Linked DNA regions of Homo sapiens: region 1 is linked to region 2. A link is an interaction called in ENCODE POLR2A ChIA-PET data of the cell type or tissue named here. Cell type or tissue: MCF 10A. All regions are shown on one strand. Region 1 overlaps TNS3 (tensin 3). Region 2 overlaps TNS3 (tensin 3).

The links. Peaks named below come from ENCODE experiments on the same cell type or tissue, not always from the same donor. Only the 100,000 strongest peaks of a DNase experiment are listed, where the experiment ranks them.
Region 1: POLR2A ChIA-PET joins it to region 2 with 5 read pairs; 1 of 35 experiments calls an interaction of 5 or more read pairs at or near these places.

Annotation. Positions count from the first base shown.
Region 1 is chr7:47,433,291-47,438,290 of GRCh38, reverse strand. It overlaps TNS3 (tensin 3), which reads left to right. Exons shown (of 31, transcript NM_022748.12): 7 at 978-1,028; 8 at 2,887-3,009. Among named protein-coding and RNA genes, the nearest start is that of SNORD151, 29 kb to the left of the region's middle. In MCF 10A, a CTCF peak has its summit at 2,296; a DNase peak (open chromatin) is centred at 2,280.
Region 2 is chr7:47,289,523-47,294,522 of GRCh38, reverse strand. TNS3 (tensin 3) reads left to right here. Exons shown (of 31, transcript NM_022748.12): 25 at 695-790; 26 at 1,618-1,695; 27 at 2,491-2,568. Among named protein-coding and RNA genes, the nearest start is that of SNORD151, 170 kb to the left of the region's middle. RefSeq lists enhancers at 261-1,460, 2,684-3,043. In MCF 10A, no CTCF peak of the experiment used is centred here; a DNase peak (open chromatin) is centred at 2,852.

The sequences.
Region 1 (5,000 bases), 140 kb before region 2:
CAGGGCCAGAGCTCTCCCTGCAAAATGGCTATGGCAGGGATCTTTTTCTTGTGCAGGGTTAGAAATGAACTGTGGGTCACAAAGCAGCGCCCCCCCTTGTCATAAACAGGGCTTGCTGGGTGACCAGGACAAGCCCCCACCCTCCACTTTCCTCACATCTCTGACTCTGAAGTGAGAGGGACGTTTAGTTAATTTTTAAGGCTCCTTGCTGCTGGAACATTATTATTATTATTATTATTATTATTATTATTTTCATTTTGAACTACTTGAGTATTTAGCAAGGTTCCACAAATGGCTGTGATTTTTCAGTGAACTTAGGCCATGGCTTTTGGCCGGGCATGAACTCAGCCCTTTCCAGGCCTGGGGCCACCAGGCCATAGAGGAGGGACAGCCTTCCCCACCATGTACCACCTCTCTATCGGGTCAGTTTGTGTTGTCAGGAGCAAGACCGTGATATTTATTTTATATATATGTGTATATATATTTTATATTATATATTTTATACGTGTGTGTGTGTGTGTGTGTGTGTGTGTGTGTGTGTGTGTATCCTATATGTTGGGATATTTTGTAGCCATGAGAATTAAAAAAAAATAGTAACACAGTAAATCGCCTGGTTTAATACTAGTTGAAGAAGTAGAATATAGACTTTATGTGTAAGGGTTCTGTATGCCATCCTTATCTTATTTATTTTATTTGTTTTTTATTCTGTGACCACACAAGTCTGTATTTTTCAATCTTTTCTGATCCTCGGTACCTGGAAGGGAAACATCATGTAAAAATGCAATGTGTTTTCTGCTTTCATCTCTGATGTCAAGGATTTGTCTAAAAGCTTTTTTTCCCCCTGATTTGTGAGTGTGAAGATTTTAGATATTTTTTTAAAAAATTAGTATTAATTAAAATTAAATAAAAATTAAAGTATTAATTTTTAAAATATTAAAATCTATTTTATGCAAGGCAATTTTTCCTCTCTTTTATAGGTATTAAACCTTTCAGAAAAGAGATATGACCTTACGAAGCTTAACCCAAAGGTACAGAGTTCATCCCTTTATATTCTGCATTTTGTAAAATGTAAACAATGCTTATTTTGTGCAAAAATAATTTGCTACTAGTCTTTGTGGAATGTGACTTGATAAGGAGTATTAGGAATTGTTCATATCAATTATTTTAATTACTTTTTTTTCAGTTTGAAATAGTTAGAGATTCGTAGGAAGTTGTGAAAATAATACAGAGATCTCCTGTACTTCTCACCCAGTCTTTCCAGTGGGAGAATCTTACAACACTAATAGTGAAATATCTAGGTCAGGAAGTTGGCATTGGTATAGTCCACGGACCTCACTCACATTTCCCTGGTTTTGCGTACATGTGTGTTTCTCGGCATCGTGTGTATAGATGATAAATACTAATATATATGTATAGAACAAATCTATACACATGATGCTTCCTCCTCCCGCCTCCTGGGATCTTTCATATATACTGCATATATATATGCATGGAACAAATCTATAACAAATATATGTATAGAATAAATCTAAACTGCATCATGTGTATAGATTTGTTAAGCCACCACAAACAAGAGACAAAACATTTCCATCAGCATGGGGCTCTCTTCTGCTAGTATCTCTTTATGGTCATACTAATCCACTCCTTTCATGATAATTTTCATTTTTTAAAAAATTTTTAAAATTTTTTCAAATTTTACTTTAAGTTCTGGGATACAGGTGCAGAACGTGCAGGTTTGTTACATAGATACACATATGCCATGGTGATTTGCTGCACCTATCAACCTGTCATCTAGGTTTTAGGCCCCTCATGCATTAAGTATTTGTCCTAATGCTCTCATTCCCCTTGCCCCTCACCCTTCATGATCATTTTCAACAGCAAAGTTTGGGATAATTTTAAGACTGAGTCAACATAAGTTGTGGTACATATATGTATGTATATTCTATATGTTGAAATATTTTGCAGCCATTAGAGTAACAAAGCAGAAACATGATAAGTTGCCTATTTTAATACTAGTTAACAATAGTAGAGTATAGAATTTATGTATAATAGTATCTCAATTATGCTAAATGTATACAGAAAAGAGACTAAGGGATTCATGAAAACATTGCAGTGGTTATCTTTGAGTGGTGGCAGGGGTAGTGACTTTTCCTACTTCCTGGCAACTTTCTGAAATTTCCAACAGTCTTACACTATTTCTACGACTTTCATCATAAGATAGAGCTCCTTGTCCTCGTCCTACTGACAAAAGGAAATCAAAGGAAAAGCAACACCCCCGTGTGGCCACTGTGGGCCACTGTGGACTTGTGTGTGCCTCAGGACGCTCAGAGCTGCAGTTCTGCACCGAGTCACTGTGTCTTTAGCACATGGTGGTGATTTTCTTTGTCCAAGCACCAAACTTAATTAGAGTTTTGAAGGTGCTTCCTCCTTAAGTGCTGCCTTTCCAGGAGATTGTCTCTGAGGTGTTGTCCGCACGGTGTGGGAGATGGCTGGCTGCACTCTCCAAACTGGGATTTTAACCCGAGTGGGGAGATTTTGGCAGCAGCTTGGGCCTAGGACTCCTGTTTGTGATCTCACTGGACTGCAGCCCCGTCCACACAACCTGCACCATCAGCAACTCAAAGACCTTTCTAGAATTGTCACCCCAGCTGCAGAAGAGCAGATGAGCCCCTGGAAGAAGAGGCATCACATGGGCAGTATAATGCTTTATTTTTTCTTCCCAGTGAAGGAAGTTGATCCTCATGCTCACTGAGTTTTAGGAAAGGGTCACCCAGCATGTTCTTTACTCCCAAATGAAATGTACTGATGATGAAAGAAGTCATTGTGAGATGGCCTCAGAAGGTTTTAGGAAATGGAAACCGAGGAAGCTCCCCTTTCTTGTTGCAGATCATGGATGTGGGCTGGCCAGAGCTCCACGCACCGCCCCTGGATAAGATGTGTACCATATGCAAGGCGCAGGAGTCCTGGCTGAACAGCAACCTCCAGCATGTGGTCGTCATTCACTGCAGGGTGAGTGCGCCCCCTCTCACATTTGGGGGTCTGGCTGGGCTTCAGCCTTTGGAGTTGAGATGGAGACCAATGCTGCATCTGAGCACATTTCCGCTTTGAGCTGGTGCGATGTGCTCCTTATGGGTTTGTCTTTAGGTTTTCCTACTTGCTCTTAAAGAAGGAAACAGAGTTATCACACCTCCCCAAGTTTGGCTTTAGAATTTATAGGATTGTGGTCCCTGAATGTGTAGCTGGACATTTGAAACTGTTGACCCCAAATTGACCACGATTATGAGAGCAAATCGTTTCATTTTTATTAAATTTTATTTTTCATGGAAAGCCCTCCTTTTCAAAAGAGCTATGTATGCCCTTTTCAGATGGACTGTGTCAGACTTTCCATGCCATCTTGAGTTATGGTAATCAGTTGATGGACTAGATGATGGCATGATGCCATTGCAGTAAACGTGTTGTCCTTTCCACGTGGAGCCATTGCAGTGCAGACATGGCCTGTACATCTTCACAGAGTGGCCGGGACTGTCTGTCTGTCAGCCCCAGCAGGGTTGGTGGATGCCAGCAGCCCAGGTGCATAGCTGGTGGGCACTCCTCCTCCTGGCTGCATCGGGCTCCTTCCATGCTTCCTCCTCCCACCTCCTGGGATCTTTCCTCTTAATTCCCAGTTTTCTCAACTGCTTTGTACTGCTCCTCAAATGTGATTGTTGTTGAAAGGGGTTGGACTGAAAGCAAACTCACTGAGGGGTAAGTGTGTGAAGCTTAACCCTCCTGCCAGAAACTTACTATTAGAGAAAAGCTCTTATTCCAGTCACACCTTGAGTCAGGGAGGAATCCTTTGGGAAAGGATGTAGCCAGTGGGCTGGGGTCACTGTTCATTAATGGGCAGCTCCCTATTTTGTGTGTTTGACAAAGCATTCTTAGGACCATCAAAGTATCTAGGAAGTGTTGACGGTTCAAGATAGAAGTTTTTTTTTTTTTTTTCTTCCGGACTCTTTTACACTAAAAAACTGCACAGAAATCCATTGTATTATGGAATTTAGTTTGAAAGAAGCTTCCCTTTGAGTTATATTAGACTCTCAGTATATCTTTCCTGCAAAGGCACTAGGTAGGCTGGCTTGTGGATGGTGTTTACAGCTGTAAGGCATATGATGACCACTTGATGTGCAGAAAACTTCCATCGGGGCACACAGATGTTATTTGCTTCTCTCTAGTGTTGTCTCTTTCCTCACATCTAACTTGATCATATTTTCCCCCCAAATGGACAGGTACACCCATTAGGACCACCAAATCGTCCGTGATGACCTGATCTTTTCAAGTATTATTTTAGATTATGGATCCTTCACCCAAATTGTGTTTTGGTGCAAACTAAGAGAGAGAGAGAGAGAGAGAGAGAGAGAGAGAGAGAGATAGACAGACGGACTTTTAAATAAATATAATTCTTGTTAATTAAAACAACCTATGCTTTTCAGGCTTGGTGTGGTGATTTTGACACAGTGAGCCTGATATTGATGGATCATCATTGCCCAGGATCACGTAGCAAGCTGTTCTAAGCAGCATTCCTGAGCTGTGAGCCTGGGCCCAGCAGCAGCACCTGTGGAAAGTGCAGGTTCTAGGGCACACCCAGACCTGCTGCCTGCTGCATTGTCAGAAGTCTCTTGGAGTTGCTGGACTTGAAAAGTGCCATCCTTGGCCATTTATTCCATTTTAGTTGTTGTTCACTTCAATTTTTTAAATGAAATTGAAAGAAATGATGAGATTATTTAAAACATATGGGTCCTAGTGGGGACCACCTAGAGCTTTCTAAAATGCATCCTTTTGCTAAGCAACTTTCGGCTTTCTGGACAGCTCTTGTTAGTGGAATTCATGGGAACATGTTGAAACTTCTCAGAAGTGATTTGCTAATGGCTTGCCCTCTTCTGGTGCCATGTAAACCATTTTTGAAACGCTTAGAAATTGTGCCCTGAGAGATAAGCCCTCTTTTAATTTGAAATTGCTGATGT
Region 2 (5,000 bases):
TTGGACTCATTAGCATAGGGCAGTGACTTCTTGTTCTTTTGGTTGTGCTGTTTGTACTTTTCCACTCTCAGATAGTTTTGCCATTCAGTGGCTTTTTATGATGTGTTTTCTCTTTGGACTCATGGGCTGGCCTAAAGCAGATGCACTGTTTACTGTTAATAGCAATGTGGTAGAGTGCTGCTCCCGTGCAGCTGAGTGCTTGCTTTCTGGAAGGTTTTAAAGATCCAGGCTCCTGGTTAAATCCCACCCAGAAGACTGACCTCCTTCCAGCTCTTTTCAGTGATTCATTATAGGTATCATTTTGTGTCTGAGCCTTTCTCACCTCTCCTCTTTGGGAGAGGATTCAGCTGGAGATTCATGATCCTCTTTCTTAGCTGCAAGCTCATTCCCTTCGTTGGGGATTCTTGCACAATGTTTGAGGGCCTCTCCCAAGGGACCTCTCCAGCCCCCACACTGTCATTGCAAGGGTTCCCGCCCTGTATCTGGCCTAGCCTGTGCTCATCCAGCTGTCCTGCAGCCCGGCTACCATTCCTAGGACGAAGATGGTTCTTGGCAGCCTCTTTTGCAGTGACTGGACTCGTATTCAGAGAAGAGCCTTTTCAACTGTAGCTCCTGGCTTTTATGTTCTCTCTATTGAATTCTCCCATGCTCCCATTTTCAAAAAATTCTTCTTTCTTTAAATTTCTTGCCACAGCTGGAGATTTGGCCAATGAACTCGTCCGGCACTTTTTGATCGAGTGTACCCCGAAGGGAGTGCGGTTGAAAGGGTGCTCGAATGAACCATATTTCGGTGAGTTGCTTGAGAGGTTGCTGTCAATGTTCTGAACTCATGAGGCCTGGATTCCCTCTGCTCACCAACCTGAGATTTGGGACTATCACTCTTATGGTGGTTTACTCATATTTCAGTCCCCAGTTCTGAAATCCTGCTGATCTGCATTATTATCTTTAAGATAAACTAGATTTGAAGTTGTTCTTAAAAGCTCTGTCAAAACCAAACAAATGAAAAGCACCATATCAGACGTAGGAATTACAGACGTCAATAAGATTCTATCCTAGTTGGCAGGCAGGTAAGTCCTGAGAAGGTTGGAGCTCCAGCATGACCCTATCCCACAGCACAAGGAACAACATAGAGCTCCCAACAGAGCACCCTCCCTTCCCTGCAAATTGGGAGCCTTCCCTACCTCACGAGCTTGTTGGAAAGATGACTTGAGCAATCCACACAAAGCACAGTGCAGCCTTAGGCATCATTGTTATTAGAGCTTTGTTAAGAAGCATTGTGCAGGGGTAATATATATGGTTGAAGTTGGAGTTGGCTTGATGTCAACCCTCCTGATTCAAGATCCAACAAACTGTATGCTTTAGTCTTTATATAATTTGGTAATGATGTGTCTATGATAAGAATGATAAACAGTTCCATTTACTTACCTCTCAACTATCTTGTGGAACTTTATACTTCTTTGAAGTTTTACACAAAGCTGCACACTAATCTAACATACCAGTTGCTAAAAAGATAAGGGCTCAGCCTTTGCATCCGTTTCATTCCAGCTGATAAATTGGCTGAGCACACAACATCTACAGCAGTTGTTGACTCTTGTTTGCTGTCTGTCCACTTTGCAGGGAGCCTGACGGCCTTGGTGTGCCAGCATTCCATCACGCCCTTGGCCTTGCCGTGCAAGCTGCTTATCCCAGAGAGAGGTAAGGGGTCCTCAGTGCTAGTCAGGCTCTGTGTAGATTGTCTGCAGTCAAGGCCACCGGTTTTAGAGATCCATGAAGATCCACTGAGAAAAATAATAAGACTGGAAGTTTTTTCGTATTCTCTTGGTTGAACCCAAGAAAAGGCCAATGAGTTCATCCAAATTAAGGAGAGAAGAGGAGATTCTACTTCACTGACAGCTCCCAGATAGCTTTACATCATGGATTTTGATGAAAGATTTCTATAGAGCAAAGATTCTGTAGTTTAAAAATATAAAACCCTCAGACAAAGAAGGCTTCAGGGTCATTGACATTTAATTTTTACGTTTCTACGGAATGGGCAAAATGTTGATGTTGTTGAACTTAGATGATGGATGCACTGTTCTTTTTACTTTTATGTTTGTTAAACAATATCCATAATGAAATTAAATAACACCCACAGCATGTCAGGGCGATGTGACCGTATGTCCCACTTTCCTAAGCAGTCACAACTTCACATAAAAATGGTCTAACTTAATATATAGGTAAATGTGATTTACTTTTCAAAGTGTCATTGTTCATATGACTAATTCGGTGATTAGAAAAATATTTTGTTAGGCCTTGTCATCTCTACTTTTATTCAGAATGTGATCATGGTTTCTATGGGCCAAATTATTGTCCCAAAGAGAAACTCTTGACTCTGCAAAACCATTGCATGTCACCATCTGGGAATTCTGTCATCAAATTGTCTAACTTTGTCATGAGGATTCTTGGTCAGGAGCAGGACTCATTTCTGTATTTTCTTGCCCCTTCCTACAGATCCATTGGAGGAAATAGCAGAAAGTTCTCCCCAGACGGCAGCCAATTCAGCAGCTGAGCTGTTGAAGCAGGGGGCAGGTCAGTAAATGCAGCTCCATTTCTACATCTGGTGACTGGGGAGAAAAAGGACTCACTGACACAACTTCCTTTTGCACTTCAGTATTCAGGTTTCCTTTCTTTTCTGTGAGCCTTGAAGGAGGTTTCCTTTTATAGAAGCTTGCACAGAGCTGGGTGGGGTGCAGTTGTTGGGACATCAGCAAGGCCTTCATGGGCCGGTCTAACTCAAGCAAGACTAAATTCAGTGGAATAAATGTCAAGCCCTGGATTTAGTTTGGGGGAAAATATAGTAAGACAGGATGTGGGTGATCTGTCTCGGCAACTGTAAATGTAAAAATGTTCCAGAGACATGACTCAACAAGTCACTTGACATGAGTCAATGATTTGACCCACACTGCCAGCAACCCCAGTGAGACATACAACACCCAAGAACCAGCTCGCCAGACAGAGCAGGTCACTTAAAAAAATTATTCATAGAGTTTCTTTTTTAGAGCAGTGACAGATTCACAGCAAAATGGAGAAGAAGGTACAGAGATACACCATATACACGCATAGCCTCCCCGCTGTCAACATCCCCCAGCAAAGTGATGCACATGTTATGGTTGATGAACCTGCATTAACACAGCCTCGTCACCTGAGTCCCTAGTTTAGGGACTTGATATTTAGGTTCACCTTGATGTCATGCATTCTACAGGTTTGGACAAATGCATAATGACAGGTAATCACCGTTACAGTATCATAGTGAATAGTTTTATTGCCCTAAAAATCCTCTGTGCCTTTTCTGTTCGTTCTCCCTCCCCCACCAACCCCAAGCAACCACTCATATTTTTATTGTCTCCATATTTTCAACTTTTCCAGTATTGTCATATAGTTGAAACCATACAGTTCATAGCCTTTTGAGGTTGGCTCCTTTCACTTAGTCATATGCATTTAAGTTTCCTCCATGTGTTTTTATGGCTTGATAGCTCATTTTTTTTTAGCAGCAAATATTTCCTTGTCTGGGTGTATCAGTTTAGTAACCCATTCACCTACTAAAGGACATTGTGGGTGCTTTCAGGTTTTGGCAGTAATGAATAATGCTGCTCTAAACACCCATGTGCAGGTTTTTGAGTGGATATAAGTTTTCAACTCCTGTGCGTAGATACCAAGGAGCGCATTCCTGGATTGTATGGTAAGAGTGTGTTTGGTTTTATAAGGTACAGGCAAACTGTCTTCCAATGTGGCTGTCCCATTTTGCATTCCCACTAGCAATGAATGTGAGTTCTTGTTGCCCCACATCCTCTCCAGAATTTGGTGTTGCCAGTGTTCTGGAATGTGGCCTTTCTAATAGTAGCGTAGTGGTATCTCATTGTTTCTGATGACTTATGATGTGTAGCACCTTTTCATATGCTTATTTACCATCTGTATATCTTCTTTGGTGAGGTGTCCATAAAGGCCTTTGGCTTGTTTGTTTAATTGGGTTTTGTTTTCTTATTGTTAAATTTTGGGAATTCTTGGTGTATTTTAGACACTAGTCCTTTACCTGATAGGCCTTTTGAAAATATTTTCTTCCATTTCATGGCTTGCCTTTTCATTCTTCTACAGAGCAGAAGTTTTTAATTTTAATAAAATCCAGCTTATTGATTTCCTGTTTTATGGATTGTGACTTTGGTATTGTATCTTAAAAGTCACCACCAAACCCAAGGCCAGCTAGATTTTATAGTTTCAAATTTTACCTTTAAGTCTGTGATCCGTTTTAAGTTAATTTTTGTGAAGGAAGTAAGGTCTGTGTCTTGATTCATTTTTTATTTTTTTGCCTGCAGATGTACAGTTGCTTCTGTACCACCAGTTGAAAAATCTGTCTTTTCACAGTTGTATTCCCTTTGCTCTTTTGTCTAAGATCAGTTAACTATATTCATGTGGGTCTACTTTCGAGTTCTTTAATTGACCTATTTGTTCTTTCACCAATATCACATTTTCTTGATTGCTTTAGCTTTATAGTAATCCTGGAAGTCAAATAATGTCAGTCCTCCAACTTTGCTCTTCTCTTTCAATATTGTGTTTGCTATTTTTGATCTTTTGCCTTTCTGTATTAACTGTAGAATCACTTTGTTAATATCCACAAAATAAGTTGCTGGGATTTTTATTGAGATTGCATTGAATCTATAGATGAAATTAGGAAGAACTGACACCTTGGCAAAAGTTGAGTCCTGCTGTCCATGAATATGGAATATCTCTCCATTTATTTAGTTTTTTGTATCTTTCATCAAAGTTTAATAGTGTTCCTCATATAGATCTTGTCTATAGTTTGTTAGATTTATATGTAAGTAGTTTTTGGGAGGTGCTACTGTAAATGGTATTGTGTATTTAATTTCAAATTTTACTTGTTTATTGCTGGTCTGTAGGAAAGCAGTTGACCATTTGTACATTAACCTTGTATCCAGCATCTTTCTGTAATCGCTTACTAGTTCCAG